Regions from separate parts of the Homo sapiens genome. Here region 2 is linked to region 1. The links are chromatin loops, found by intact Hi-C in ENCODE. Cell type or tissue: endothelial cell of umbilical vein. All regions are shown on one strand. Links, peaks and the distances in the headings refer to the core of each region. The heading gives the core; the rest is flanking DNA.

Region 1 (17,102 bases), core at 6,421-11,420:
CTCTCTTACATACACAGACACACACTCAAACTCATGCACACACCCTAAGGAAGATTAAAGATACAGTTTCAACAGGCTGGCAGTAGAATTCATCTTAAGAATCAAACTTCTCTGTTCAGGTCAATGTATGGGGAGAAGATAAAGTTCCAAGGGCATGATTCACAAGGAGATTATGAAACAGTAAAGGAACCAAGCTTTTTTCCCTAAGAAGAGGAAGGAATGTGGGAATTTGGAAATGGTGTCCATCAGAGCAAAAAGGAAAGTGAAGGAAGCCAAGGAACATAGCAAAAGGCTGGAACCTTTGGAGAAAGTTGAAGAGTGAGAAATGTCTAGCAGTGTGGATGGTGACTACTAAGAATAGGGATGTGTTATAAGTAAAATCATGTTTCTTATACAAATATAAAATGAGCACATATGAAAGATTGTATTTAACTTCTTCATGAAACCAGTAAGACGTAAAAACCAGTTCAAAGCAAAATTTGAGGAACACACATACACACACACACACACACACACACACACACACACGCAATGAGGAATGCAGAAATCATTTTGCTAAGATGCAAAACTGGTAAATATCCTATAGGACAATAATATATATGCAAAATATTATAATGTTTGGCATCTCTTCTGCATGATGAAATTAATTATATTTCTACTAGTCAACATTTAAATGTTTCTTTGAACAAGAATTATTTGCATTACTCTGTTTCTACATCTTAATTACTACTCCCTCTCACAGACTCCTAAAATAGCCTAGTCAATAGAAAGACAATCCGAGATCCACACCTCTAAGGATTCAGACAATTCCTGGAGACTGCTCCTAGATGCCTAGAATTGCACTGAGAGGACACTCCGTAATTGGTTTTGCCCGTTTCCAAATCTTTTGTCATTTTTCCTAACAGATAATAATATTCAATTTGAAGGATATTTTGAGATATAATTCTCTATCTTTCCAAATAGTGAAGTTTGGCACACACCTGTATGTCCAGTGCAGGCTATCTTTGGGAGGATGGTGTTCAGAAATACGAAGGAAATGAGCTGACTTTGAAGCCTAGATTAGTGTGGAGCAAGTAGAACAAGATAATTGCTGGGAATAATGTGTGAATGAGGTTTAGAACTCTGCAGAAGGAACTCAGCACTAGAGATGACCGGCAGGTTGGAAAGCACTGAAAATTAACAGAAATCTTAGGGAGGCCTTTGCATTTTCTCCAAGATAAGGGATACTGGGCTAAATAGGATGACATTAATTCATATGTTAATATTAAATCATAGAAAAAGATAATGGGATTTCTACTTTAAAGTGCATATAGTGAAGGGTTTTTTATATCTGTATCTCCTTCAGTTCTGCTCTGATCTTAGTTATTTCTTGCCTTCTGCTAGCTTTTGAATGTGTTTGCTCTTGCTTCTCTAGTTCTTTTAATTGTGATGTTAGGGTGTCAATTTTAGATCTTTCCTGCTTTCTCTTGTGGGCATTTAGTGCTATAAATTTCCCTCTACACACTGCTTTGAATGTGTCCCAGAGATTATGGTATGTTGTGTCTTTGTTCTCATTGGTTTCAAAGAACATCTTTATTTCTGCCTTCATTTCCTTATGTACCCAGTAGTCATCCAGGAGGAGGTTGTTCAGTTTCCATGCAGTTGAGTGGTTTTGAGTGAGTTTCTTACTCCTGAGTTCTAGTTTGATTGCACTGTGGTCTGAGAGACAGTTTGTTATAATTTCTGTTCTTTTACATTTGCTGAGGAGAGCTTTACTTCCAACGATGTGGTCGATTTTGGAATAAGTGCAGTGTGGTGCTGAGAAGAATGTATATTCTGTTGATTTGGGGTGGAGAGTTCTGTAGATGTCTATTAGGTCTGCTTGGTGCAGAGCTGAGTTCAATTCCTGGATATCCTTGTTAACTTTCTGTCTTGTTGATCTGTCTAATGTTGACGGTGGGATATTAAAGTCTCCCATTATTATTGTGTGGGAGTCTAAGTCTCTTTCTAGGTCTCTAAGGACTTGCTTTATGAATCTGGGTGCTTCTGTATTGGGTGCATATCTATTTAGGATAGTTAGCTCTTCTTGTTGAATTGAGCCCTTTACCATTATGTAATGGCCTTCTTTGTCTCTTTTGATCTTCGTTGGTTTAAAGTCTGTTTTATCAGAGACTAGGATTGCAACCCCTGCCTTTTTTTTGTTTTCCATTTGCTTGGTAGATCTTCCTCCATCCCTTTATTTTGAGCCTATGTGTGTCTCTGCACATGAGATGGGTTTTCTGAATACAGCACACTGATGGGTCTTGACTCTTTATCCAATTTGCCAGTCTGTGTCTTTTAATTGGAGCATTTAGCCCATTTACATTTAAGGTTAATATTGTTATGTGTGAATTTGATCCTGTCATTATGATGTTAGCTGGTTATTTTGCTCGTTAGTTGATGCAGTTTCTTTCTAGTCTCGATGGTCTTTACAATTTGGCATGTTTTTGCAGTGGCTAGTACTGGTTGTTCCTTTCCATGTTTAGTGCTTCCTTCAGGAGCTCTTGTAGGGCAGGCCTGGTGGTGACAAAATCTCTCAGCATTTGCTTGTCTGTAAAGGATTTTATTTCTCCTTCATTTATGAAGCTTAATTTGGCTGGATAAGAAATTCTGGGTTGAAAATTCTTTTCTTTAAGAATGTTGAATATTGGCCCCCACTCTCTTCTGGCTTGTAGAGTTTCTGCTGAGAGATCAGCCGTTAGTCTGATGGGCTTCCCTTTGTGGGTAACCCGACCTTTCTCTCTGGCTGCCCTTAACATATTTTCCTTCATTTCAACTTTGGTGAATCTGACAATTATGTGTCTTGGAGTTACTCTTCTCGACGAGTATCTTTGTGGTGTTCTCTGTATTTCCTGAATTTGAATGTTGGCCTGCCTTGCTAGGTTGGGGAAGTTCCCTTGTATAATATCCTGCAGAGTGTTCTCCAACTTGGTTCCATTCTCCCCGTCACTTTGAGGTACACCAGTCAGACATAGATTTGGTCTTTTCACATACTCCTATATTTCTTGGAGGCTTTGTTCGTTTCTTTTTATTCTTTTTTCTCTAAACTTCTCTTCTCACTTCATTTCATTCATTTGATCTTCCATCACTGATAACCCTTTCTTCCAGTTGATCGAATCGGCTACTGAGGCTTGTGCATTCATCATGTAGTTCTCATGCCATGGTTTTCAGCTCCACCATGTCATTTAAGGACTTCTCTACATTGGTTATTCCAGTTAGTCATTCGTCTAATCTTTTTCAAGGTTTTTAACTCCTTTGCAATGGGTTCAAACTTCCTCCTTTAGCTCGGAGAAGTTTGATCATCTGAAGCCTTCTTCTCTCAACTCGTGAAAGTCATTCTCCATCCAGCTTTGTTCCGTTGCTGGTGAGGAGCTGCATTCCTTTGGAGGAGGAGAGGTGCTCTGATTTTTAGAATTTTCAGTTTTTCTGCTCTGTTTTCTCCCCATCTCTGTGGTTTTATCTACCTTTGCTCTTTGATGATGGTGACGTACACATGGGATTTTGGTGTGGATGTCCTTCCTGTTTGTTAGTTTTCCTTCTAACAGTCAGGACCCTCAGCTGCAGGTCTGTTGGAGTTTGCTGGAGGTCCACTCCAGACACTGTTTGCCTGGCTATCAGCAGTGGAGGCTGCAGAACATTGAATATTGCTGAACAGCAAATGTTGCTGCCTGATCACTCCTCTGGAAGCTTCGTTTCAGTGGGGTACCCGGCCGTGGGTTGTCAGTCGGCTCCTACTTGGGGGTGCCTCCCAGATAGGCTACTTGGGGGTCAGGGACCCACTTGAGGAGGCAGTCTGTCCATTCTCAGATCTTAAACTCCATGCTGGGAGAACCACTACTCTCTCCAAAGCTGTCAGACAGGTACTTTTAAGTCTGCAGAGGTTTCTGCTGCCTTTTGTTCGGCTATGCCCTGCCCCCAGAGGTGGACTCTACTAAGGCAGGTAGGCCTCCTTGAGCTGTGGTGGGCTCCACCCAGTTCGAGCTTCCTGGCCGCTTTGTTTACCTACTCAAGCCTTAGCAATGGTGGGCACCCCTCCCCGAGCCTCACTGGCCCCTTGCAGTTCCATCTCAGACTGTGTGCTAGCAATGAGTGAGGCTCTGTGGATGTGGGACCCTTTGAGCCAGGAGTGGGATATAATCTCCTGGTGTGCCATTTGCTAAGATCACTGGAAAAGTGCAGTATTAGGGTGGGAGTGACCCAATTTTCCAGGTGCTGTCTGTCACAGCTTTGCTTGGCTAGGAAAGGGAATTCCCTGACCCCTTGTGCTTGGCTGGTTTTTTGAAAAGATCAACAAAATTGATAGACCGCTAGCAAGACTAATAAAGAAGAAAAGAGAGAAGAATCAAATAGATGCAATAAAAAATGTTAAAGGGGATATCACCACTGATCCCACAGAAATACAAACTACCATCAGAGAATACTATAAACACCTCTATGCAAATAACCTAGAAAATCTAGAAGAAATGGGTAAATTCCTTGACACATACACCCTCCCAAGACTAAACCAGGAAGAAGTTGAATCTCTGAATAGACCAATAACAGGCTCTGAAATTGAGGCAATAATTAATAGCTTACCAACCAAAAAAAGTCCAGGACCAGACGGATTCACAGCCGAATTCTACCAGAGGTACAAGGAGGAACTGGTACCATTCCTTCTGAAACTATTCCAATCAATAGAAAAAGAGGGAATCCTCCCTAACTCATTTTATGAGGCCAGCATCATCCTGCTACCAAAGGCTGGCAGAGACACAACCAAAAAACGGAATTTTAGACCAATATCCCTGATGAACATCGATGCAAAAATCCTCAATAAAATACTGGCAAACTGAATCCAGCAGCACATCAAAAAGCTTATCCACCATGATCAAGTGGGCTTCATCCCTGGGATGCAAGGCTAGGTCAATATATGCAAATCAATAAATGTAATCCAGCATATAAACAGAACCAACAACAAAAACCACATGATTATCTCAATAGATGCAGAAAAGGCCTTTGACAAAATTCAACAGCCCTTCATGCTAAAAACTCTCAATAAATTAGGTATTGATGGGACGTATCTCAAGATAATAAGAGCTATTTATGACAAACCCACAGCCAATATCATACTAAATGGGCAAAAACTGGAAGCATTTCCTTTGAAAACTGGCACAAGACAGGGATGCCCTCTCTCACCACTCCTATTCAACATAGTGTTGGAAGTTCTGGCCAGGGCAATCAGGCAGGAGAAAGAAATAAAAGGTATTCTTAGGAAAAGAAGAAGTCAAATTGTCCCTGTTTGCAGATTACATGATTGTATATCTAGAAAACCCCATTGTCTCAGCTCAGCCCCAAATCTCCTTAAGCTGATAGGCAACTTCAGCAAAGTCTCAGGATACAAAATCAATGTGCAAAAATCACAAGCATTCTTATACACCAATAACAGACAAACAGAGAGCCGAATCATGAGTGAACTCCCATTCACAATTACTTCAAAGAGAATAAAATACCTAGGAATCCAACTTACAAGGGAAGTGAAGGACCAATTCAAGGAGAACTACAAACCACTGCTCAACGAAATAAAAGAGGATATAAACAAATGGAAGAACATTCCATCCTCATGGATAGGAAGAACCAATGTCATGAAAATGGCCATACTGCCCAAGGTAATTTACAGATTCAATGCCATCCCCATCAAGCTACCAATGACTTTCTTCACAGAATTGGGAAAAACTACTTTAAAGTTCATATGGAACCAAAAAAGAGCCCACATTGCCAAGTCAATCCTAAGCCAAAAGAACAAAGCTGGAAGCATCACACTACCTGACTTCAAACTATACTACAGGGCTACAGTAACCAAAACAGCATGGTACTGGTACCAAAACAGAGATATCGACCAATGGAACAGAACAGAGCCCTCAGAAATAATAGCACACATCTACAACTATCTGATCTTTGACAAACCTGACAAAAACAAGCAATGGGGAAAGGATTCCCTATTTAACAAATGGTGCTGGGAAAACTGGCTAGCCATATGGAGAAAGCTGAAAGTGGATCCCTTCCTTACACCTTATACAGAATTAATTCAAGATGGATTAAAGACTTAAATGTTAGACCTGAAACCATAAAAACCCTAGAAGAAAACCTAGGCAATACCATTCAGGACATAGGCATGGGCAAGGACTTCATGTCTAAAACACCAAAAGCAATGGCAATAAAAGTCAAAATTGACAAATGGGATCTAATTAAACTAAAGAGCTTCTGCACAGCAAAAGAAACTACCATCAGAGTGAACAGGCAACCTACAGAATGGGAGAAAATTTTTGCAATCTACTCATCTGACAAACGGCTAATATCCAGAATCTACAATGAACTCAAACAAATTTACAAGAAAAAAAAACATCAAAAAGTGGGTGAAGGATATGAACAGACACTTCTCAAAAGAAGACATTTATGCCTCCAACAGACACTTGAAAAAATGCTCATCATCACTGGCCATCAGAGAAATGCAAATCAAAACCACAATGAGATACCACCTCACACCAGTTAGAATGGAGATCATTAAAAAGTCAGGAAACAACAGGTGCTGGAGAGGATGTGGAGAAATAGGAACACTTTTACACTGTTGGTGGGACTGTAAACTAGTTCAACCATGGTGGAAGTCAGTGTGGCAATTCCTCAGGGATCTAGAACTAGAAATACCATTTGACCCAGCCATCCCATTACTGGGTATATACCCAAAGGGTTAGAAATCATGCTGCTATAAAGACACATGCACATGTATGTTTATTGCGGCACTATTCACAATAGCGAAGACTTGCAACCTACCCAAATGTCCAACAATGATAGACTGAATTAAGAAAATGTGGCACATATACACCATGGAATACTATGCAGCCATAAAAAAGGATGAGTTCATGTCCTTTGTAGGGACATGGATGAAGCTGGAAACCATCATTCTCAGCAAACTATCGCAAGGACAGAAAACCAAACACCGCATGTTCTCACTCACAGGTGGGAATTGAACAATGAGAACACTTGGACACAGGAAGGGGAACATCATACACCAGGGCCTGTTGTGGGGTGGGGGGAGTGGGGAGGGATAGCATTAGGAGATATACTTAATGTAAATGATGAGATAATGGGTGCAGTACACCAACATGGCACACGTATACATATGTAACAAAACTGCACATTGTGCACATGTACCCTAGAACTTAAGATATAATAAAAAATATATATTAGATATAAAAAAATAAAATGTATATAGTGGTTCTTTCTGGATATGGGATTATGGGTGATTTTGATCTTATTAAACATATTTCTTAAGTACCCTTTTTCATAACTTTAAATATTTTGAATAATTTTTCTATAATTATTGTCTGAAGCTTTTACAATACCATGACTTATTTTTATAATCTGTACAAACAACAAAGCTTTTTAAATGAAAAAAGTCCCTGAAATTTTAAGTTTTTGAAGCTGCATCAGAATGTCCCTGCACCAAAGTAGCTGAGCCAAAGTGAAAGCTTCAAGCTGGCTTTGTCAAATGACATGTCCTCTTCTTTGTATTGTGAAGGAGACTGTCAAATCTGGATTTACTATACCTGAGTTAGATAGGACTTGAACCTCAGGTCTTAGAGACCAAGCCTCAGCTCTTACAGAAGGAAGATCTAATTGTACCTCAAACTAACTTGCTGTTCTTATTTTATACAATGATTTTTTTTTTGGTTAAAATTATTTTAAAACAGTATAACATTATACTGTTACTTTTTCTCTTATTTTGTAATCCTTAAAGTGGAAAAATCCATCCCGATCATCTGAGACAAAGCTAAATTGCTTGAACAGGGATTTGCCAAGACCAAGGACCTTCTTCAGTCTTATCTCTTACCCTTCACCCTCAACCACCCCAACCCCACCCTTCTACTCTGAGTTCCAGTTATGCAGATTGACTTTCAGCAATTTGAGCACACTTCAAGGCTTGCTCTCACAGAACTTCTCCATCACTTTCTCTAGGCCCCTTTATCCTATCCTCATTTTCTTCATAGCATTAATATACAATATCAGAGTAAGAAACCTGATATATATAAACATATATATTTATATGGCTATATAAATTTATATATGGCTATATAAATATATATGGCTATATAAATATATACATATATATATTTTATATTGATATATATAATATATATCTTATATGGATATATATCCACATAAAATCCATATAAATCCATATATATCCATATAAAAATATACATAATATGGATATTTAAAATATATATAATATAGAAAAACAATATATATTAATTATAAGTAATATTTTAATATTAATAACCAATAAACATTACTGATGTATAAATAATATATATTATATACTATATAAAAATATATACTATATCTATTATTATCTGATTTTTTTGCCCCATCCTTATCCTTATCCCAGTATATTGCAGTTGTGTGTGTATCTATTTATATCTACTTTCCATGAAGGCAGATGATCATGTCCACCCGGTACACCACAGTGTCTCCACTGCTAAACAGCAGCTGGCACATAGCAGAGATCAACACATATTTTTTGTTTTCACTAATTACTTGCCATTCTTCTAACATCAAATGTATTTTCAACCTTCTAAGCTTTTGATAATACTAGTTTTTAGATTCAAAATACTGTTTTTTCACTTTAATTTGACATACCTACTTTTTGACTAAGCCAATTTTTCCCACGTATGTTGAAGAAGTACCTTTGCCCATGGTTCTCAAACTGCAACCAGGCACCGCGGAATACCACACACGGTTCACAGGGGGCGCTGCAGGGTATTCTAGAGTTTTGAGGGACATGCGGCAACTTCAGTGGATATCATGTGAACTGCTACTTGTGGCGGTTCACGGTTTCACACTAGATTGTACTACATTCCTTTCAGTGATGTTGTATGTTTGTGAAGCTGGGATTTAGTGACTGCTGTGAGAAAAAGCAAGGGCCGTATGAAAATGGATGTGGGACAGAAAATGAGGGTGTCAGTATCCTTGTTAATTCCAAACATTGAGAAGGGACACAGTACCCACCAGGCACACATCTGTCACTAATGCTAGCTGAGATTGAAATAAAAATACTGTTTTTATCTTTTAAAATATGTGTATTATTTTTAAACAGCTACTAAGCTGTTGGGACATACAAACTTAATAAGTTGATTAGTATTCCAATTTCAATCATTTAGGTCAAAATTCACAGAATTGAATTCATTTGATTATGCCTCTATTGTTTCAAATTGTCAAACATTTATGGGGTTATCAGTTTTTTAGTCGATCGTGGTCCATTTTTAGTACCACATTGATGAGGTCTTTTCCTTTGTACCCTCTTCCCTTCCTCCCCTAAGCCCCAGCTCTATCCCCTGCTTCTCCTCATCTCTCTTTGGTCTGCGTGAGTTTCCTTTTATACCGATTAGCACGATTCTAAAAGATCTGCTGATTCTGACTCATTTCCCTATTAACTAGTGAAGGGCATGATCTAGCTGCATTTTCCCATGTGTTGATCAGAGCTGAAAGCCCTATTAAATGAAGGGAAGTGTACATTTATCACCCTCCCCCGGTATGCTCTATCCTTTTGTTTGTCTTATGCCTAAGGAATATCAGTTATCATTGACTACTTTATTTTGGTACAAAATGAAGAACAGGCTCTCAAATAATTAGCTTGTTATGAGCAATGATCAGAAACTTTAGTTCTTGCTTCACAGCAATTATTTCATTAAACTTCATCATCAGACTGCAATCATCCTTTTAGCATCAGATTCCAATAAAGGTAACAGTCACCACGTGTTTTCTCTTTTCTACCTTCAAAGTGACTCTTAATTAGGGCAAAGGAAACACTTCTCGGCATACCCGCCACCCACTGCCTTTTGCTGCACTTCTGTTCACTCCCACTTGGATCGCTTTGCTTCTTCCATACCTCCCAAGTCTAGAGTGGACTCTTCAACCTCCTCAGTCTATGCCTGGACCCACTGCGTCCCTTCAACAGAGCACACCTTTACCATCTAGTCCTCAGTGTGTCTGTCCTATGCCTAACCGCACCCCATCCCACTCACACATACCACCCTCTCTTTGGCCACTCTGTCTACTACCACTTTCTCTAGTTCTCTTAGCAAGAGAGACTGAAGGAATAGGATGTGATGCATATCAACAGGCTTTTCACAAGACACGAATGTGTCCATCTATCCATGTACAGAGGAATCAAGAGGTGCACATGGGATTTTGTGGGAGAGAATCCAGGAGAGATAGAGCAATGATTCTGAGAAGCTATAGTTCTAGCACTATTCTAACTTGGGATTGGACAGAAAGAAGTGATAATGATATATTTTCAAATAAAAAGTGACCTTTAGTTTTCAATAATGGAATCTTTTGGCTAGCTTTCAATTATTTATTATTCTCACAAAGTTTTGCTGTTTTTATTTTATGTTTTTGGCAGCCAGGCATTTGCTTCCTTGGCACATCTGGTCAGCAACTTGCAATGACTGTATTGTCTTTCCTCATTGAGAATATTAATGAAAATAATTAGAACGATTAAGGAAGTGTTGCCCTTTTAGACAAGTTAGATAATGGGTTTCAAAAGTTTTTCAAATTAAGTAATGCTCATTTAGCTTGCTGAGTATTCCACTTAATGGCTAAGACACAAAATGAATGAGCATCATATGTATTTGTTATCATTTTGTTTTAACAAAAGATTTGAGATGTACAATCAGATAAATGGCCCCAAATGTTTATGTGGCTATGTTTTTGTGTTTTTTGTGGCATACAGCTATACAACAACATTGGCTTTCCTTCTCTTATTTTTACCCATAGCACTTGTCTTAATCTATGATCAGTAACAAAGAGACCTTATTTCAACAGGCCTGGGATTCGTGTCTTTTGATTGTCCACCAGCAGAAACACAAGTGATTCGTATATGTTGAAGAGACACTGATGTGTTATTGGAGTTTTCTCCTCCCCCTCTTAACCTTTTCTGATCTGTCCCTTTTGCTTATTTGCATCTTGCTCTCTAGTAATATTTGTTAACGCTATTCCTGTGGTCTATATATGATAAGTGTTAGCTTATTAAGATTCGTGGTTTGCTTTCTGGTTACTTTCTTTTTTTTTAATTTCAAAATAATTATTGACTCAATGATCTCCAGATTTCTTAGCTTCCTTCTTCCCTTTCTTTCCCTCTCTAGCTTGCTTCATCCCTTTCTTCTTGTCACTCTTGTCATTTTTCTGTCTTCTCTTTCTCCTTTCTTCCTTTCTCTCTCCCTGCCTTCCCATCTTCCTTTTTCCTCTTCTTTTCTTTCTCCCTTCTTTCTTCTTTCTGTCTTTCCTTGCTCCTCCTTCCCTCCCTCCCTTCCTTCCTACTTTCCTTCCTTCCCTCTCTCTTTTGTCTTGTCCCTTGCTTATCATTCTCTGATATCATTGCTTTATAGTCATCATGCACTTAAAAGAAATGCTAAGTCCTGTGTGACTAACGACTCAATTTCTTCTAATTGCTAGCCCTTCAATTCTAGTATGGAGATACTAGTAAGACCTTTTTAACTAGGGAATTCAGAGACATTTTAGGCAATCTACACCAGAATACAAATTCATTCTTATGCCGATCCAGAAGTTTAGAAGTAATGATTGCATATATGGTGTACCACATAGCTTTCATGTCAAACAGCTAAGAGGATAAACACCAACATTGCCATGGGAAATTTTATAATAGATTTTCATATATTCTGTTTGGGTTTTATTATTGTTTAATAGTTTGTATAACTATGTGAACATGTTTTTAGACCAAGATTTTTCTAGTTTTGTCTCATGAATAAATATCAGGTACGTTTCCCTAACATTGAACACTGACAGAAAATATGAGTATAATTTGTTCCTGAGCTGCTACTAATGTGAAATTCCTATCATAAGAGAGACTGTATTAGTATTATATTTTTGGCAAAAGAGTAAGCCTTTTAGAAATCGAAAGGGTGTGGAAATTGACAGCAGCTGACAGATACGGTTTGTGTAATAGAAATTTTTAGTAATAGGTTTTGTGTGGCAGTTCTTCACAACAAAGGGACAGTGTAAGTCTAACTTCTTTTTAATTCAAATGTCAGTTGTTAAGAAATGGTTGTGATATAAAGGTAAAAGTAATACCAGGTTATTATTTATACTTTGAAATTCAGCTTTAGTTATTTATTCATTTATCTTTTTTAGACTGCATTTTCTATTTTTAGATGGACTCTTGCTCTGTTGCCCAGGCTGGAGTGCAGTGGCACAATCTTGGCTCACTGCAACCTCTGCCTCCCAGGTTTAAGCAATTCGCTGCCTCAGTCTCCAGAGTAGCTGGGATTACAGGCACGTGCCACCACACCCGGCTAATTTTTTGTATTTTTTTTTTTTTTTTTGGTAGAGATGGGGTTTCACCATCTTGGCCAGGCTGGTCTTGAACTCCTGACCTCATGATCCACCCGCCTCGGCCTCCCAAAGTGCTGGGATTACAGGTGTGAGCCACTGCATCTGTAGACTGCATTTTCTTAAGAATATTCCAAACGTTTCCATTGCTCCTGAACACATATATTAAGGCAAGAATCATATATTAGGAACTAATTAAGAGGGAAATGTTTTAAAAGATCTAGTGAGGGACACTGTACTGAGAGTGAAAATCCGTAAGTCAAAGTTCTGGGCTTCTTACTTTTGTGTATTTGGCAGAGTTTGATTAAGCTGTGTTTATGGGAAACAGGAGAGGCCAAACAGGAGAGGTAAAGTGGGAACATGGGTGTTTACTTATGTAAGTTTGGGCTACATTAACATCGTGTTACCTTGTAGTTGACCAACAGCTCAACAAAACACCCTCAGTTATGTTCTGCCTGCTTATAAGGCTTTTGATTTTAGCTTTTCCCTTCCTAATCCAGAATCCATTTCCATAGAAACACAAGTAAGAAGAGCATCATGAGAGCAATTTGTCTGCTTCTGCTTCCATTTAAATGGAAATGGAATTTACAGCAGAAAAAAACAGAGAGAGAGCTTTAATAAGTAATATTTTCAAATGCACCCTTTAAATTTAACCCTCTCAACTTATAAAGTAGCTAAAAAATTGAACTATAACAAGGCAATTTTATACCTGGGCAAGTCATAAGGCTTGCACTTAAGCTAACAGGCTCCTGACCTTGAAATGCATTCTGGTGTCAGCTACTGTTCCAAACCTCTGTACCTTTTGTATCCTGAGGCATGTTCCATCTCTTCCTAGAGAGACCACCAAGGTGGGTGCGCGAGTGGTTACTATGGGTGAAGTAACTTTGGATTCTGCAGTACCTTTTTGTCTATTTCCACATCAATAGAATGTTTCCACTTTTTATGCCTTAAGCATATTCTGCTGCTGTATATTTGAAATATTAGCTGAGCACAAACTATAGGCCAGACATGGTGAAAAATGTAAGAACTTTACATTTTAACTTTTATTTTTATTTTTTATTTTTTGAGACGGAATCTTGCTCTGTCGCCCAGGCTGGAGCGCAGTGGTGTGATCTCGGCTCACTGCAACCTCCGCCTCCTGGGTTCAAGCAATTCTTCTGCCTCAGCCTCCCGAGTAGCTGGGACTACAAGAATGTGCCACCATGCCCGGCTAATTTTTGTATTTTTAGTAGAGACGGGGTTTCACCATATTGGCTAGGATGGTCTCGAACTCCTGACCTCGTAATCTGCCCGCCTCGGCCTCCCTAAGTGCTCGGGTTACAGGCGTGTGTCACCGTGTCTGGTCCATTTTGCCTTTTGAAGAAAAAAATGTCTTGCTCAGTGCTGAATAAACAAAATGTTTGTTGCTGGTCAATAAAGGAAACAAAATTGATTGGCAATATGAACAACATATGGCATATATGAACTGTTAAAAGTCACTTAGTTCATTTCTCATTTTAAAAAGATACTTTGCTAAGCATTTTGAGGTTATTTTCCAAGTTTTTATTTCAAGAGTATTTTTTGAATATTTTAAGTTACACAATTAAAAAAAAACAACCTAATTTCTAGAGAAGTTAAACAAAACCCAATATTAAACACGACAGATTGTAGTTCTTTTTACTTTAGTTGGATGAGTTAAATAGATTTCTGACTACAGTCACTGGAAGTGTTAGGGTTTCTAAGAAGCCAGAATCATCTTTATGGATGATATGGGAGGGGAGTGCGAGGAGGGAGAGATGACAGAGTTTTGGGGGAAAAGAATGATGGCTTTCTAATGTAATGGAGAAATCCATTTGAGAAATAGCCAGTAAAAAAAAAAAAAAAAAAAAAAAAAAAAATATATATATATATATATATATATATTTTTTTTTTTTTTTTTTTTTTTTGAGACGGAGTCTCGCTCTCTCGCCCAGGCTGGAGTGCAGTGGCAGGATCTCGGCTCACTGCAAGCTCCGCCTCCCGGGTTCACGCCATTCTCCTGCCTCAGCCTCTCCGAGTAGCTGGGACTACAGGCGCCCGCCACTACGCCCGGCTAATTTTTTGTATTTTTAGTAGAGACGGGGTTTCACTGTTTTAGCCGGGATGGTCTCGATCTCCTGACCTCGTGATCCGCCCGCCTCGGCCTCCCAAAGAAAATATATTTTTTTAAAGGCAAAGTGAAACATAAAAGATTCTGTCTCCTTCCCTCCACAGTACTCACTACTTGATCTCCAAGGGAGAGAGAAAAAAGCATTTTGTACAGGAAACGTCACCAGGAATTTTACAGGCCACACAGGGAAGGAAAACTGCCTTGCCTTGAATCCAACACAGCAGGGACCTGGGCACTGACTGGAATAGAGAACTGAGTTCAATGAAAGGTTTGTGATTTAAAAGTCCCTACCTTGTGTAAGTATAGCCTGAGACTGAGTAGTCTTTGAAATTTTATTTTTTTGTCCTAAAAAAAAGTCTGGGTCTGATCCTAGACACCTCACAAGTAGATCAGTAAAGGACAAAGAATATAAGAAAAGTCCCAGACAAGAAAAGAATGACATTCCTCTTAGCTAATTACATTTTATGAATACCCTAGAAATTAAAATTATTATTTAATATAAGGCTGTACTACATTTGAAGCTGTGTTTTATTTATAGTTTGCTACATTCATTTATGCTTAAGTTAGCCTTAGCATTTTTACTTCAGGGGAACATGGCCCAATTTAAGTAATAATTGCTCATAGTTTGTTACAAGTTCTACCAACAAATTCTTCCTAAAATTTTTTTCAGTATTTACTTATTCCCCGTGGAAAGGTACACAATAAAGGCAGGGTCCTGCACTGCTCATGGCTCTGTCCTAGAGCCTATAGCAGTGCCTGACACAGAACAAGTACTTCCTGTTTGTGCAATGAATGAAGAAAGCACAGGGATGCTTTTCGGTATTGTTAGGGAGAATCTCAAACCGGGAAACTCTAACTGATATTTTTGGGTGACATGCTCATGTCCTCAGTGTGCATAATGGACAAGCACTAATGTGCCATCTGCACGAAACTTATCCAGGTTTAGCTTTGTTGCACCTAGATGGTGCCAGGTTGCAAAGAACATGAGCTTCAGGGTCACACAGACCTGAGACTGCTGTGTGCACACTGCTCACTAATTGGGTGACTTTGGTAAAATTACTTCATCTTGCTGGGCCACATGTTTCTAATTTGAAAACAGAGAATCAACCTCAGTGGCTTGTGGTAAGGATTACATGGCACGGAACAGTGCCTGGCCCAGGTAATGAGATGATATTCAAACACAGAGTAGGTAGATCCCCAAAATGGCTCAATTATCTTCATCTTCTCTTTGCCACTGAGGGCTTTATGAGGTTTTAGAGCCCTGTGATAGTACTAGATCTGATTTTTTTCTTTTTTTTTTTAGACAGAGTCTCACTCTGTCATCAAGGCTAGAGTGCAGTGGCACAATTATGGCTCAATGAAGCCTCAACCACCCGGGTTCAAGTGATTCTCCCACCTCAGCCTCCCAAGCAGCTGGGACTGGATTTTTAAAAATCCCACATAGAGTGACAAAATCCAAAATAGTGATGTGCTCTAGATTTTTTTTTTTTTTAATTCAATCCTGAAATGGGCTTGGGCTTCAGTACTGAAGAATTTAGGTTGTGTTGGTTTCCATTGTCATCATTTACCCTGGGGCTGCTTCATTATGAAATGATTCAATAACCTGTTTTCATTTTTCCTACCCCACATTACCTCTAAGACTCCTGGCAGACGCTTTGTCTGACCTGGTTTATTTCCTCCCCAAACCCATGGTTTTCATCTGTGTCCACTTCCACACCTGCTCAGGCCACTTCTCTGTCAGTACTGCACTTCCCTGTCTTCTCCACATGGCCCATGAGGCTTCCCAGCTGCTGTTTCACACTGATCTCTCTTGCCTCTGGCCTCCCATGCCCTTTCCCGCCTGCTGGCCACTATCCTCTGTTCCTTTGCATTGTTCTCCAATTATTTACCGAGTGCAGAGATCTTAGTTCTGAGGGTGCAAACATTTTGGGTACAAAGACCACGACTAGCATTTAGCACAGAGTCTAGCACATGGTAGGGACTTGACAGATTAATATCTGAATTGATTACTTTGTATGTATTGGGGATTTTTCTTTTTTGAGACAGGCTCTGGCTGTGTCACCCAGGTTGTAGTGCAGAGGTGCGATCACAGCTCACTGCAGCTTTGACCTTCTTGGCTCAAATGATTCTCCCACCTTGGCCTCCGGAGTAGCTGGGATTACAGACATGTTCCACGACACCAGGCTAATTTTTAAAATATTTTTATAGAGACAGGGTCTTGCTGTGATGCCCAGGCTGGTCTCGAATTCCTGGATTCAAGTGATCCTTCCACCTTGGGCTCCCAAATTGCTGAGATTATAGGCATGAGCCACTGCACCTGTCCTGTATTGGGGATTTTCCTCCCACACTATCAAGAACTGTTCAGGTAATCTAGCAGGTATTTAGTGGGCTGAAGAGCATACAAGAACCTCAGCCTGGGTGGCCCAATTTATACCAGTTTGCTGGAGCAAGTAACATATTTGTGACTTCCCAGACAAATAAATACCCCATTTTCCATTATACTGAAATTGTATTGCAATGTGATTTTCCTCTACAACTTTCAGAAGATTTAGGAGCTCCTTATTTCAGCAAG
Region 2 (17,102 bases), core at 4,142-9,141, 220 kb before region 1:
CATGTTTTTCAAAAAGTAAATTTTCTTTAAAACGTTTGAAGGATAATTATGAAAGGCTTTGCAAAAGCATAGAAAGATATGCTAACTAAATATTTGACGTTGTGAAGGAAGAGACATAATATCACTATGGTGTTTTCCTACTTTCTGTTTTTTACTGTTAGGTTAGCCTCCCCCCTCCTCCACCCCCCAAAACCTGTTTATTTTTTAATGCGGCTATAGATTTTAGTGATGATTACTTTGTGTCCCAAATAATATTTATTGGAAGAGTAGTGGTTTCCTGAGAATCAAATAAAAGAGAAAGATCTTTTGAGTGTTATCATTGTTTCTTGATTATAATTGTGAAACTCTTCACTGAAAATTATTTTTTATATGGTTGCAGAACCATAGTACAGAAGCTTATATGTATTTAAAATTCATATTCTCAAGTTTAAGAGAAAACAGTCAAGAAAAACATTCTCAAAAGGGAGAATAATTTTTATATATTGTTTAGGCTTGCTTTTATATATTGTTTAGGCTTACCATAGCCACTGCCATAGTATTAGAAATTTTTTTTTTTTTTTTGAGATGGAGTCTGTCTTTGTCACCCAGACTTGAGTGCAGTAGCATGATCTTGGCTCACTGCAACCTGTCTCCTGGATTCAAGCAATTCTCCTGCCTCAGCCTCCTGAGTAGCTGGGATTACAGGCGCCCACCACCGTGCCCGGCTAATTTTTGTATTTTAAGTAGAGACAGGGTTTCACGACGTTGGCCAGGCTGGTCTTGAACTACTGACCTCAGGCGACCCGCCCTCCTCAGCCTCCCAAAGTATATTACAAATATTTTTAAGAGATTCTGATTTGGAGATATCAGCAAAACTTGTGGGACTAAAGGTAAGGTTCTGCTTGAAGACACATTTAAGCAGTGTCTTCAATTATTAGTTTGGAGATATTTGGGGATTTAGCATCATTGAAGCTAATAAATTCTTAGTTCTTATTTCTATTGATGCACAAAATAGAAGCCTTCAATTTTACTTTCAATAAAGACCATCTAAGTTAAAGATAAAATTGTTAGGTAGACAGCAAATAATTCAAATTAAGTTTCTTAGAGAAAAATGGGTCTAAATATTATTTTGGAGTGGGATGTAATTAGTTGCTGAGCAAGTTTCTCCCAAGATACTTGTGTCTGATCTACCATGCTAATACTGAAATATTTTTAAAATTTCTATCCTCCCTCATTCCCTTACACATAAACTTCTAAAATTCTTACAACATAGCCATATTAGTTTAATTTATGGCAAAATTATATGTAGACATTGTTTGCCCATTTCATAAAGAAGATTCAGATTCTATATGGAAGCAGAGCTTTTAACTCCCTTATTACCATAGTTAACTATATAGCATAGTTAAACCGATAGTTCCCTAAGAAAACACCTAATCAGGTACAATATTTTCAACTTAATTATGGTTAATTAGTGATCAAGGTAACATCAGTAAATGAAATCCTTAGTGGGCACATGCAGATTGCTTTAGTCATCTATTCCAGATTTTATCAACCTTGTATCAATGCTGATTTTAATAAAAAGTTGAACAATTTGTATTTTATGTATTTCCTCAATCTGTATTCAGGCTCAGAACAGTTAATATAATGTAAGCAAAATTCACATATAAACAAAAAGATTAAACAAAACCCTAGGTCCTATTTCGGTGGAGTACGCAAAGCCTGAGGTCTTGTCTATGGACAGTAACACAGAAATCCTTATGGTGCTTGACTACCTATGTAAGTGAAGATTGTTGAGTTAGAGGCAGGAAAATATATTTAGGCAGCTGAGAAGGAGAAAGAGAATTCAGGGAAGCAGAAGAGCCAGAGATCAGGGGTCTAGGAAACTTTGATCAGAAAACAAATGTCAGCCCTTCAGAGGTCATTAAAGTAGGGCCAGGAGCTGTAGACAGTGAGGAGGTTCTATGTTGCCATATGGCAGGTTAAGAGTAGATCTGAGTGTTGCCATAGCAGTGTTCTGGATCACTTTTTCCCTTCTGTTAATGTTGGAGCCTCTGGGTTTTAAAAGGTTGATGCCTTTCTAGTTACACCTTCTTTTAGTTAAAGGTAATAGGGTTTCATCAAATAGCTCAGAGTTGAGATCAATTGGTGGTAGTGGTGTGTTCTTGACATCCTAGTAAATACTTACGTAGTCCAAGGATTGAATTGTTTTGAAGTCTTGAGAGGTTGTTATTAGTTCCTAGAGTTTCTCAAACGAAGTTCCTTACCTATTAAGTCATCTTTTGGCTCTATTAAAGAATTTGAGAAGTCAAATTTTCTAGAGAATCCATTTAAGTACTGTTTTTAAGATATTTTCTTTGGGGATAGTAATTTTTTTTTAAGAATTTGCCTCAGTATCCTTATTTTAACCCTTTCAGTGTGATGCTATTTTGGGAATTACCATCCAATCTTAACCTTGATGATCTTTTACTATCATATGTGATATAAAGTCATTTTTTAAATTAATATTTTAGATCTCTTTAAGAGTGTACTTTTAATATCCATACAGTTTTGGTGTTACCACTTCTATTTCCCAAGTTTGAAAAATAAAAGAAAAAAAATTAGGCTTTGCTTAAATGGCAATCATTGCTGTTATGAAAAAAAATGTATGTCTTTTCAGGGATAACAGGCACCTACATGAGTACTAGAAGTCATGGAGTTTACTTCTGGTGAGCATTTAGTGATCTTACTAGCATCTCAAAAGTTCTTGGTTTACAGGTCCTTAAAATCAATTTTTAAAATATTTAGGTGTTTTTTTTGGTCCTATCTAAAGGAAGCTCTATTTTAAGCAAAATACCCTTAATAAAAGAAAAGCTGGAAGTTGGGGTTAATGCCAAAATAGAACCTTCCTTATCCTTTTTCACTTACTTAAAATTAGAGACTATCTTCATCTTCATAATGGCAAGGAATGACCTCTCTTATCTCACTGGAAACTCATTACCTAACCAGCAGGAAAAGAAATTATGGGCTGGGCGCGGTGGCTCACGCCTGTAATCCCAGCACTTTGGGAGGCTAAGGCGGGCGGATCACTTGAGGTCAGGAGATAGAGACCATCCTGGCGAACACGGTGAAACCCCGTCTCTACTAAAAATACAAAAAAATTAGCCGGGCGTGGTGGCAGGCGCCTGTAGTCCCAGCTACTCTGGAGGCTGAGGCAGGAGAATGGCGTGAACCCGGGGGGCGGAGCTTGCAGTGAGCCGACATCAAGCCACTGCACTCAGGCCTGGGCAACAGAGCCAGACTACGTCTCAAAAAAAAAAAAAAAAAAAAAAAAAAAAGGAAATTATGTATTTACTGGGTTATTTTTAGGGATCTGTAATCTGTAGGATAGTGAGTGAGTTTAATGGGTAGAATCCTGATATAGTTTGGACATTTGTCCCTGCCAAATCTCATGTTGAAATGTAATCCCCAGTGTTGGAGTTGGGGTCTGGTGGGAGGTGATTGGATCATGGCGGTGGATTTCTCATGAATGGTTTAGCACCATTCCCTTGGTGCTGTCTTCGCAATGGTGAATGATTCCTCACCACATCTGGTTGTTTAAAAGTGTGTAGCACCTTCTTGCTTTCGCTGTCTTGCTCCTGCTCTTGCCATGGGATGTGCCTGCCTCTGCTTCGCCCTCAGCCATGAATAAAAGTTCCTTGAGGCCTTCCCAGTAGCCTAGCAGATTCTGGCACCATGCTTGTAAAGCTTACAGAACTGTGAGCCAATTAAACCTCTTTTCTGTATAAATTACCCAGTCTCAGGTATTCCTTTATAGCAGTGCAAGAATGATCTAAACCAAATATAGACTGGAGGGTTAGAATAGATAGGTTCTATATTAAATATTTGCTATATGGAGATATCTTGGGTCATTCAGTATCACTTATTTTTAAGTAAGTCTTTTCTATCTTCACAATCTCGTTATCTGTTTAGTAATAAAGCAAACTATCAAGGCGAATAGTACTTCTCTTTCTAAAAGTCAACTCTGTTTTGAATCTGGGTCTTTCAGTATTGCCACTGCTTTTCTTTGGAGGATTCTTTGCATTGTAGAAGTGGAATAAACAAAATCAAGGAGATCAAGGAACGTCCTGGAGAGTTAGAGTTTTGAAGAAGAAAGTCCTGGAGAATACTTAGTGGAAAGAGGAAGGTAGTCTTATCTGTATTGATAATTCACCTTGTTGTATAATTTATTAGCAAATAATTTTAAGCAGGGCATCTCTTCTGTGTTTGTGTAATACTGATACAAGTGGTATTTTTTTCTTACTTGTATGGCTATTGGAAAATTTTTAAAACAGGGATGAAGAACCTGTCACTAACATGTGCCACTGATTTAATTTCATCAGATTTGTGTACTGTTGTTCTGGACAAAAATGATTAAGGTTGTTTTTTTTTTTTTTTTTTTTTTAAACAGGTCTTTTTGAAAGCCTCTTACATGCTAAGTGTGCTTTCCTAAGCATTCTGGAGCTAAAGATAAATAAAACATTGTTTTTTTGTTTAAGGAGTCACAGTCTAGTGATGAAGGCAGATACACAAATTCTTTGCATAGGTTATTTTGGGAGTAGAAGAGGAAAAAGGTATGCTTCCCTGACCTCAGTTGTAAACCCTTTGCAGAGTTTGTGTCAGAGAGGGGCACAACATGAGCAAACTCCTCTTAGAAAAATAGCATGTGGTGGTTTAATGGCAGGTAGTTCTGTATATTGTTTGCTTTCATAATTTCAGTGTGACTTAGGAAGAATTAAAGGAGTTGAAAAGATGTAAACATTAGTTAATTAAAATTTCATTAGTCCTGTTTCTTAAAACTTTGCTTTTTTTTCTTAGTGCAACTATGTTGGATATATCTGCTTTTCCTCTGAGCAAGTATTTTTTTCCCAGATGAATCCATCTTGATTTGTGTGGACCATTTTGTGTGTGAATATTCATTCTTACAATATCTTTTGTACTTACTTATTTCAGTATTCATTTTGTAATGGACTTGTATATTGCTTCTTATATTTGACTTTGAAATGGCGTACATCAGTAGAATCTTGCATTTTTTTCTGGTAATTGAATAGTATTTAGTAGATATATATTCTAAGCATGATAGTCGCTGTTAGCTTATCCTTTTTTTCAAATGAAGCTTTTATTTCTGTTATCACTTGTAAATTTGTTGTTGAAAGTTACACTTTTGTGAAAGTATACTATTGTGAGAAGTTTTAATCTGAAAAATATTTGGTGCTTTTTTTCTTATGAGCTATTATTATTTCCAGATTGATGGGCAGAAATGCAAAAATAAAAAATAATTTCAGATAAAAATATTCCAAACCATTGCTTTGAAATAAAGAGAAACTTTCTCCAGGTTTTTTTAACTTAAGAAATAATTCTAGGAGGCACTTAAGCCAAACATGAAATAATGATTCTATGATATTATAATGGAGTTATAAATTATAAATAGAAGAAAAATAATACTTTTCAGAATTTTTTTCCAGTTTTAACTACAGCTCTAACTTGGATGATACTATTCAAACTCATATTTTAAAGAACAAAGGTAATTTGCAAAATTTCTTTTAAAATTTACCTACTTAAATGAGAAATAGGCATCAGGATCAACATTTTACACATTTGTTTTCATATGACCAAGTGGTGACCAAAATTCCATTAACTCAACTATGTGTCTTTGACCCTCTGAGAGGGCTTAGTCCTCATGAAAATGTATTTGTATTACTCTTGAAGTTTACTTTTTTTTTTCTGAAAGACCATTTAAATGAACATTTAGCATTACTTATAATTCTCATCTTACAAACACTTGTATTAATGCACCATATATATTATGGAGTTAGTACAGTGAGAGAAGCAGCTTAATAGAATGATTACCAGAATAAAAGTATAAGAATTGAGAATCCTTTCTCAGCCATCAACAAATTGTGTGACCTTAGAATGGCAAATGAATTGTTTAGTCATTGGACTTCAATGTCCTCAGATCTAAAATATCAGGATTTTATTTAGTAAGTTTTAAGGAATCTTTTTTCTAAAAAGATTATGGTTTCATTTAAAATATGGTCAAAATCCTATGTAGAACCAAAAATAATACTTTAAAATATTTTATGTCTGCAGAGATACATATTTGAGTACAAGTAGTTTAAAACCAACAGCTGCTTTTGCAAGAAATAATCCATCAGTTTAATATCCCTTCCTTTATGGAATTCAAAGCTTATGCCCCCCTACTTCACAGCAGAACAGCTGGAAAAAAAAATAAATAAATAAAAGATTCAGTCAGTCAACTGTTTTATTTGCATAATGACAACTAATTGTTTTTCAGTTATTTTCTTCTCTGAATTTGCTAATCAATTACTATAGCCAAAACCAAGGTTTTTAGAAAACAAGTTAACTACTTAAAAGTTTGGAAACTAAATTTTCTTTTTGTAACAGAGGATCTAGGAAAATAATGATGTGTATCAAAACATGCCATGTGGGGAGTATCTGTCCCATAGGTTTATTAACTGATGAAGGTGATCCTTATTATTTTATTTACTTCATAAATCTATTTGATCATGCTTGATTCTTTACCCTATAACTTCTTAATGTCTGGTTAATACGGTCCTAAAATACTCCTTCTAATAAACTAGTTTTAATAGCAGCTACTGCTGTATTAATCTAATGTCTAATCTTATTTAATTCATATTTTTAAAAATGGTTTTAAAAATTTCCCTTTATGTCAGATGCCATTAGCAATTGTGTGTATATGTTAAATATACACACAATTAAATGTTAGTAGCAGTTCATAATTTTGCCACATGATGTCCCTAAATACATATTTTGAATGTAGCAGTTCATAATTTTGCCACATGATGTCCCTAAATACGTATTTTTAATGTGGCTTTAAAAGGAAATTTAATGTTACGTTGATTTGTAGCTCCTCTTTGTCTTACCTTTCTTTTTTTTTTAGAATCAGAAAAATCTCTGTGAAATGCTCTACTTAGTCTTCTTCAGCCTATCATGCCCTTATCTCTGCTTCCTGTTTAATATTTAGTAGACAATTTTTTATGCTGTAGCAGTGTAATTAAGTGAATGGACTCATGAATAAGGAGACAGAAGATGTAGAATGATGGTTTCACTATGGCGAATTTATTTTATGCTTTTAACTACTTTAAAATTCAGTGTTTCTTCCAGGCCTTTTAGGTAAAATCAAACATAGTATCTGCCCTTACTAGTTAATATCTGATATATCATCAATCCCAGAGCATTTCTTCCTCTTTCCAAGACCTGGTAGTACCTTACCTCCAAGAATGGTTCACTTTCCTGTGAAGCTTCAAAACAGAAGGACAATAATTAAAAACCTTAGTATCCCCAAATAATTAGAAACTTTAAATCACCAGAATATTAATAACTCCTTGGATTTTCATGCTCCTTAAGTGACAGTATTTGGTTAGAGATGTATTAATGACATGCGGGTCCTTATTTGTCTCATATATAGCAAGTAACATTTGAGCTATAAGAATGGCCTGCATATGAAATTTTATGTACACAATAGTTCATATTTTAAGAAAATAATTTGGGTAACTAAATAAATTTAGTTTGCCTATACATTGCTTTGATTCAGTAAATATAATCTTTGTACTACACTAATAATATTATCAGCTCTACTATAATTATGTTTATAACTTTGGATTAAAAAGTATATAAGAGTACAATCATCAGAAAACATCAATCTCTTAAACAGTTGTATTGCCTGATAATTTGGTTTTTGTACTTTGTTACTATTCTTGTGTGTTTAAACAGTATACCTTGATTTCTGTACACAAATTCAAGGGATTGGCACTTATTTAAATAAAATGTAAACCATGATATAAAACTCCACCTTTTTATAGAGTAGATAAATCTTTGTTGACCTATGCTTTACTTTTTCTTTTGTGCAATTTGATTGTCCTTCCATTATATAGTCTAAGGATGTTTTTATTAGAGTTACTTTTTTTCTTTGTACTTTTCTTTAATCCTGTTTTGTATATGGATTTTTGTAAGACCGAAGCCCATTTACTTAATTTTTTTCTTGTTAACTTTGTTTCAACAATACATAGTTCCAGTCTGCTTGTTTACTGGCCAGATTATGGGGTAAATGAATATCCACAAAATTTGCAGCATATGTGCCATGTATGTGGACGGCTTTTTTTTTCCTGCTGCTGCCCAGTTAATTTTTGGTCCAAGGGTGACCAAATCTGTAGTTACGAATTTATGAAAGTATTGGATAATTTGGGGCACAGAAGTTATAAGGTTCCAGGTGAGCCATTATCAATCTTTGGAAAACAGGTTAAGATTCTGTTCTGCACTATAAATAATTCAAGCAGTGAAATGCTTGTTAATTTAAAGGCATTTCACCTGTATATATGTGTGTACATGTGTTTCCTTGAGAGAATAAGAATCCCTTAAGGGATTCCTTGGTGTGAACTTAGGTGTGTGTATCAAGTATAGAAATAGTGATTATACCAGAACATTGAAACATTATTTCTTTTCACTTAAGAATTAAAGGGAAAGAGGCAATACTAAGCAAAAATATGATTGCTTTCACTGTGAAGGCACTCACTTAGTTTCGGAGAGGGATTTACAAATGAGATAGTAATGATTTTCTCTATTTCTTAATATTTTCCCTATTTTACTTAGTAGATTTAAGATTTTTAAGTTATTGTATTGAAATACATATATGTATGTGTGACTCTTCTATTTCTCACTAATATACTAGTGTTCTAAAACTCACTTTTATTGATTTTTTTATATCTTTACATTTTATTTTCTTATTTATGTATTTTTTTATTGTGATTTATGCTCCAGGCAGGGTGTTGCTACATTAGCTAATGTGGCTTGGGAGAAGGATGGACAGGGTTTTCATCAATCCTCTGAGGCCTTGGAAAGCAGCTTGATGATATCAGATGCTCTCATTTGAATTGATATATTGGAGAATGATTTCATTGCCTTTAGATTTAATCAGAATTTTTCTGTAATGATTTTTAATTTTAGTTTTTTTATTCTGAAATTATTTATAATGAGTTTTCTATGACAAAAACTTGTATAATCAACTCCCAAGTATTTAGATAGGAGGCATGAAAAATGGAAAGGAAATAATCTGAATATAGTTAGCTTACTTGTTTATCCTAGAATGCTCTTTAAATATATAGTATATTGATTCTAGAAATTTACACAAATTCAATACAAAACCCAGCTTAGGAAAAGTTGGAAAGATGTTCAGTTTCTCCTCCACTCAATTTCTTAACCTGCAGAGATGACATTGTTTCATACTGATGCAGTGCACTTACCTAAGTATTACATTAGTCTGCCCTCTGTTTTTTCTTCATGGTTTTTACTGGTAAGGGTAGGTTGTTCACTTTCATTCCTGCCTCATTCCACAAAAGATTTGAGGTGGCTCCTTAAAAATATGTAAAATACAAAAGGATTCAGATTTTAAATTGGAGAAATTGAGACAATTGGAAATTATGATTAGGAAAATAAAGCCAAGCAAAACCAAACAATAGGTTGTTTAGGGATAGATGATTATGAGGTAAAACCATAAAAATGCCAGGGAATTACTAACATTTAAAAGTTACTACTTGGAGGGAGAAATTGGAAAGGATTCAAAGGGACTTCTGAGGTACTGGTAATTTCCTATTTCTAAACCTGGGTGGTGAGTACATGTTTTCATTTTTTTAATTATGTAAGGCATACACATCTATATTGTATATATTTCTCTGTTTCTATATTTCATTATTAAATTGGGAAAAAATGAAAGCCAGCCAAGGGTGAGAACTTGTGTTATTTTGTCAAAATTGGAATAAGAGTCTTTCTACTCTAGAGAGTCTCAAATTAATATAACTCAAGGTAAAATAGGAAAGTTACATAGTATCAAGGCTAAATAATTTTATTATACTCAGACTATATTTGGAATGTTTTGGTTGCTTTTGGGCACCACAATTTAATTCAACCTTGACAACTTGGGTGAGCTTGGAAACGCCATAATATGTAATAGGACAGTGAACAACTGAAATATTTGGAGCTGTTTAGTGTGTAAATACTAATACAGAGGAAATGTGATTGCAGTTTTCAAATGTTTGAAGTGCTCGCACGTGGAAAAAAGACTTTAGTCTTTATCTTTGGAGCTCTAGGAAGTGGACTTAAGTCTAAAAGAGCAAAGTTTTAAGGAGGTAGATTATGGCTTAATATAAGTCAGAACTATCTAAGCCTTTCAGCTGCTAAAAATTCTCTCAGTACAAAACAACAAACAAAAATAATTTTTTAACATTTATTTTAAATCCATGAAATATATGGGGGAAGGAAAGAGTCTTTACTAGACTATTGTAACTCAGAATTATGTTCCCTAATACCACTTGGAATATAATGGCCTTGCCATTTTCAAGCCCTCTGAGAAATTTACTTTTTAATTTACTTTTTGCAAACTGATTAAGAAAGTTTGATTTGGGAATTTTTATTCTCGTAAGAATATCCCTTTTGCTTACTATTCATTCCTTTAGGCTTCTCATGTTTAGTTTATTAACTGGCAGATGGCTGATTGTTAAATCTTGTTAAAATGTGTTCCTTCAACAAATACTTACCTAAGGCTGTTTTGTGTAAAGTTATGAGGATCACTGTAGTGAATTAGACACAGTTGCTGCTTTCATAGACCTTACATTCTATTGAGACCAATATTCAGTTAGAGTTCTGATAAATGCTCTGAAGTAGTACGGGGTGTTATGAGAACATACAATTGGATGACCTGACCTAAACTGGTATTGGGGTCAGGAAATGGTACATTGCACTTTAGAAAGAATTTCAGGAAAAGGAAATTAAGTACTATGGCATAGCATATAGGCAACACAGGAAAAAAGAGTATGGCATTTCGAGCCAGATTTCCTGGGTTCACATTCTAGCTTCATTACTTACTTGGGAAAGTTACTTAACTTCTCTGTCCTTCAGTTTCATCATTTGTAAAATAGGAATGATGATAACAGTATCTCATAGGGTAATTACATGTATTAAATGAGTTAAAATTATAAAGGGCCCAGAACATTCCCTTTTATATATACTAAGTACCATGTAAATAGTGAAGAATAATTATTCAGAAAACAAATCCAAGATACCAGTTTCCAATCATATGTAATATAAATATTAGAAATAATAATAGTTAAGACTACATGTTAGATTTTGTGCTAAATGCCTTTATATGATGTATTAGTCTCACAGTTCCTTGTGGTAGATAGGATATGTGTGTGTGTGTGTGTCTGTGTGTGTGTGTGTGTGTGTGTGTGTGTGTGACAGAGTTTCGCTGTGTCACCCAGGCTGGAGTGCAGTGGTGCGATCTTGGCTCATTGCAACATCCGCCTCCCGGGTTCAAGTGATTCTCCTGCCTCAGCCTCCCGAGTAGCTGGGATTACAGGCATGTACTACAATGCCTGGCTAATTTTCATATTTTTAGTAGAGACGGGGTTTCCCTGTGTTGGCCAGGCTGGTCACTAATTCCTGACCTCAAGTGATCTGCCTGCCTCTTCCTCCCAAAGTGCTAGGATTACAGGCATGAATGAGCACGCCTGGCCTGTTGTAGATAGGATTTTAATGTTGACACTTCTTTACTTTTTTTTTTTTTTTTTAACAAACAGGCTTCAGTATGTTAAATAATTTGCCCAAGATCCTAGTTAGCATAAGAGGCTGTGCTCTTAACTGCCATCCTTTGTAAATTCACATGATTCCAATGAAAAACTGGTTTTTGTCTAATATTAAACATTTGGTAACAGACAGTGGACTTGTGAAATATTATTGGCAAATTATGTTTCTGTAAGTTAAAATACAATGAGATGGGCTTTCAGTCCTGCCTTACCTTTTTTCCAGAGACTATTTTGGCTTTAGGAAACCTACAGGCCCATGTACCAGACCCCACTCCATTGTAATGTTGACCTGAGACATCTGGTTGAATTCTGAGTTATCCTGAGTTAGAAAAATCTTGTAAACATATCTTGTTTACAAGGTAGCTTCATGATTTTTAAATTTACCCTAGGATCAGCATTGCCAGCCAATGAATGGCATGTGTCAAGGTGGCAGATGATATATGTCTTTCCCCCATCCAGATTCTAGACAGAACATCAAACAGGCAAAGTTTGTTTGTATCTATTTCCTGGTCCCCTGTTACTTGGTACTCATTTTACTCTGATTATATTCAAAACATCCCAATACATAGTTTAGCCATATAATTTATCAGTCCGAATAGGTTTATGCTTTTTCATTGTTACTTCCTTAGGAACCTATCATGGCTTGCTATTGTAGTATAATCAAATACTCTGAACTCCACATTCTCCTGTTCAGAATGCTGTACTGTTTGGCCCCACTTAACCTAACCGTAGCCATACATTTCCTGCTGTGATCATCTGAATTTGCCATGCTCATTGGTAGGTCTAGGCCTTTCCCATTGCTGTGCACTGTGCTTAGAATATTCTGCTTATCCTTATATACTTTTATATTAAGCTGTTATTGGACATAGTAACCCAAAATGACTTTTTCTTTATGATATTACTCAATAATTTTTATATTTTTTATTTACTCAAAATTTTTCTTCCATCAGTGTATATAAAGCCAGTGGACTGTATGATTTGTTGTTATTCCCTGCATTATATGGGTGAGTACTGTCTCCTTTAGTACTCAGCATATGGTGCTTTCCAAATAATTTAAAGCAATCTACATGCTATAAAGTTAAAAGATAAAGATTACAAGGAAAGATACATTTCGGCTGTGCTTTGAGCAGAAAGAAGAAAGGATTGGGAAAGAAATATATGAGATAGGAAGTTGACAGGTATAAACACAGGCATGGTTAAATTATGAATGGTGGTTAATGGGCTGAAATATCTGTGTATATGTCACCAAAGTAAAAATTACCAGTATATAATTTTTAACATGCTAATGTTGGAGGTTTCAAAATAGTAGAAACCCCTGAAATATAGACAGGGGCATATGGATGATTTTATATTGGATATGTGTATATTATATATATGTATATAAATTTGTATAGTGGAATAGGAGATTAAGGTTGTAATTGTTATTTTTAAACCCTCTGAGAAAACCTTTGTGTTTATATCAACCAAATACAGTATAGAATATAATGATTTATGTGCAATTTTTAAATTTCTTTTAAAATTCATTATGTAATCCACAGTTATATCTAGCATAATCTATAACGTTTGATCAAGGCTTCACAAATAGGAAATGTCAGTCGCTTATTGTATGTTATTTCTAATCTTAGTTTATTACTAGCATTATACTTTTATATTCTTCTACACAGGTGTAGACTGAGAAGATGGTGGTGTTCCTTTCAGTTTAGTTTCCTAAAAATAGGAAGAAAGCTTGAAAATTCCAGGTGCTAATATAGCAGGCTTATTTGGAATACACCGGAATCCTGTGCACTCAGTTATTTTCTGTCTTCAAAAGAAGAAATAGTATGACATATCTGAGAGTCTGAAAATAATTTTTATCTTTCATATCATTTACTTTAAAATTTATATGGAATTTTCTGTCAAACTAAAGACCAGTAAAATCTTCAAAGATATAGAATATGCTTTTGTAATTAGTTTCAGTGACATTTTAAACTTCATCACATCTTTGTAGAACAAGTCATCTATCTACAATGTTATGTTTTGTTGAAAATAATGAAAATTAGGAGCCTACTTAGATTTTTACTTAGTTTTCCCTTATTTTGGCCCTTATTCCTGCATAACTTATAGAAAACTAAATATAAAACATTTAATGATACCCATTTTACAGAGAGGTGGTAAAGATCCTGACTCTGGTCTCTGAAGTTTAATTTATCCTATTCTTATTCTCCACTTTTTGACATGCCTTTTCTTTCCCCTAGTCTCTTTCTTATTGTCTTGCCTACTAAATAATCACTTTTGAAATAATTTCTCAGAATATATTCATTAACAGTTGTTGCTTTTTAAAAAGGAATGACACAAATAAGATGGTAAATTAAATTGGGTGAAAGTACCAGTAAGTAGCAACCTTGCATTTGACAGGAAATTGAGACTCTGCTGCTAAGTTTTTGCTTTTGTTGTGAGAATGATCACCATCTCTTCTATATGCCGACAGAAATTTAATTCTTATACATTGGTAATTTAAATCCCAGCATTTTTCCTGTTAAATTTGATTTCATTCAAACCAAAGATTAACAAAGCTAATTCTAAAACTCCAGGTGGTAGATAGTGAAGGCCATTATGAAGACAAGAATTGTTCTGTATTTAATAATATTTCTATGTAGCATCTGTATTGAAAATCATTATAGTTTTTAAATTAGTCTGAATCACATATGCTCTATTTTGGTAGTAACTATAAAGTGATTTTATATTTTATCATAATTATACATTATCAACTTCTCCTTTATATATATCACTGGCAGGTTTTTATCCCCTCCCCCCCTTTTTTTTAAAACTCCTTAAGCTATAACATTACATACAAACAGAAAAGTGCACAAATAATGAGTGTAAATTCAGTAAATTACCATGAGGGACTATGTCGGTATAACTCACCACCGAGGTAAAGACATAAAATACCAACACTCCAAAAGACTCTTTTGTATTTTCCCCAGACATTACTTTCCTTCCTGCTCAAAGGAGGCCACTCCTCTGACTTATTCTATGTATTTTTGAAACTTATGTAACATTTTATGTCATCTTGTCTGGCTTCTTTTAACATTATGTTTGTGGATTGATTCATACTATTTCAGGTAGCAGTACTGTTCATTTGCTGTCATTGATACCTGTATTTCATCGGAGTGTTGTATATAACTTGCTGTCTTTGTTGATGAAAATATAAAGAACTATCAGTTTGGGGCTGTTTGAATAATGACACTCTAAAGATTCTTGAACATAGTGTTTTTGGTGCTCATTTGCACACATTCCTGTTGAATATATAGGAGTGAAAGTGGTGGGTCATGTTTTTTAAACTGTAGTAAATAGGGCCAAATAATTTTCCAAAGTAAGTATACTGATTTACACTTTACTAGCAGTAAATGGGAGTTCCAGTTGTTTCACATTCTTGCCAACACTTAGATATCAGTCTTTTACATTTTGGATATTCTGATTAGTGTATATTTCTTACTGAGATTGTAATTTTTATATGATGATAACTTACGATATTGATCATCTTAGGAGGATTATAGGGCATTACGCTATTGTATTGGTGAAGTATCTTTCTTGTTCAAGTCTTGCTCCTTCATTTTATTGGTTTGTCTGTTTTTTATTTTATTACTTAATATAGAAGTCCTTTATTGAATATATTTTTAAAATATCTTGTTCTACTCTATGACTTACCTGTTTATTCAGGTATGTTTTGAAACATAGAAGTTCTTAATTTTAATATGATTCAATTGATCAATCTTACTTGTGCCATTTGCATCCTGCTTAGAAAACCTTTACTCACCACAGGGTCATGAAATATTTTCTTTATTATCTTTTAGAAACTTCATATCATACCTAAATTTAGTGACAATGCGAAGTATCAGAGTCCGCCCCGCTCATATGAATATTCACTTAACCAACACCATTTTTTGAAGACTTGCCATTTTCCCATGACTCTGCAGTGCCACCTTAATGTAAATCAAGTATGTGTATATACACTGCCTTCTAATATACACACACATATATGACTTATTCTGGATATTAACATTCTATTCCATTGATCTGTTTGTTTTTGCACCAATACCATATTGTCTTAATTCTGTAACTTTATATTTTGTAAATAATATTTTCTCACTTATTTTTTCTTCTTCACAATTATCTTGACTTTTCTCAGCCCTTGAGTTTCCATATGAATTTTAGAATCAGTTTGTAACTTTATATCCAAGACCAAAATCCTAATGGGATTTTGATTGGAACGGAATTGAATCTGTAGATCAGTTTGGGAACAATAACATTTTTATAGTATTGGGTCTTCTGATCCATGAACATGATACCTCTCTTCATTTACCTAGGCTTTTAAAAAATTTGCTCTCTCAGTAGTTTACTGTTTAAATATCTTCTACATCTTTCTCCAGACTTATACCTAGTGTTTTTCATAATGTCATCATAAAAAATAACTTATCTTAATTTCAGTTTCTAATTGTTCCTGCTTTATGTGAAAACGATTTATTTTTTAATATATTGGGTAAAACTACTTATTTGTGTCAAATAGTTTGACTCTACAGTAATTTTTCTGCATACACTTTTATCAACTAAATGTAAAGAGCTTTTTCTTCCTTTCCATCCTTTATACACATCTTTTTTTTTTCTCTTGCCTTACTGCACTGGCTAGAACTACTTTTTCAACATTGAATACAAATTATGATAAAAACCATCCTTATAAACTTTCAGTATTTCTCCACTAAGATATGATGTGTGTTATAGCTTTTATTATAGAAGTCGTTTATCACTTAAGATACTCTCTTTTATTCCTGCTTTGTATGAGTTTTTATCATGAATGGGTCATGAATTTTGTCAAATACTTTTTTGCATCTAGTTAATTACATCATTTTTGTCTTTTATTCTTTTAATGCAATAAGTTGCATTGATTGATATTTGAATGTTACATGAATCTTATTTCCGAAGTAAACTCAATTTGGTCATGGTACATTATACATTATACTTTTTATATATTGCTAAAATTCATTTGTTTTTTTTAGGATTTTTACATCTGTGTTCATTAGTGAGATTGACTCATTCTTTTCCTCATAAAAATAGTTGGGAAATGTTTTAAATTTCACTGTTCTCTGTAAGAATTTATATAAGATTGGTGTTACATCGTTTTTGAATATGTGGAATATTATTTAAGAGGCCATCTTAGAGTTTTTAGCCCCTCTTTTATTAAGGTTACAAATATCTCTCCTAAGTATGGTTAGAGCTGCATCCCATACATTTGGTTTTTCTCTTTCTTTTTTTTTTTTTTTTTTTGATGCTGAGTCTCATACTGTCGCCCAGGCTGGAGTGCAGTGGCGTGATCTCGGCTCACTGCAACCTCCGCCTCCTGGGTTCAAGCAATTCTCTTGCCTCAGCCTCCCGAGTAGCTGGGATTACAGGTGCGCACACCACACCCAGCTGATTTTTGTATTTTTAGTAGAGATGGGATTTCATCATGTTGGC

What was found. Hi-C counts contacts between places; a loop is a spot of excess contacts. Peaks named below come from ENCODE experiments on the same cell type or tissue, not always from the same donor. Only the 100,000 strongest peaks of a DNase experiment are listed, where the experiment ranks them.
Region 2: it touches region 1 in a loop (6-fold over the local background); 1 of 110 quality-filtered maps calls a loop at or near these places.

What each region holds. Positions count from the first base shown.
Region 1 is chr4:155,017,432-155,034,533 of GRCh38, forward strand. No RefSeq gene overlaps it. Among named protein-coding and RNA genes, the nearest start is that of NPY2R-AS1, 180 kb to the right of the region's middle. In endothelial cell of umbilical vein, for the core only: a CTCF peak has its summit at 8,793; DNase peaks (open chromatin) are centred at 8,850 and 9,490; H3K27ac peaks cover 1,182 bases.
Region 2 is chr4:154,800,438-154,817,539 of GRCh38, forward strand. All of the region lies in intron 4 of RBM46 (RNA binding motif protein 46), which reads left to right. Among named protein-coding and RNA genes, the nearest start is that of RBM46, 28 kb to the left of the region's middle. In endothelial cell of umbilical vein, for the core only: a CTCF peak has its summit at 6,800; a DNase peak (open chromatin) is centred at 6,794.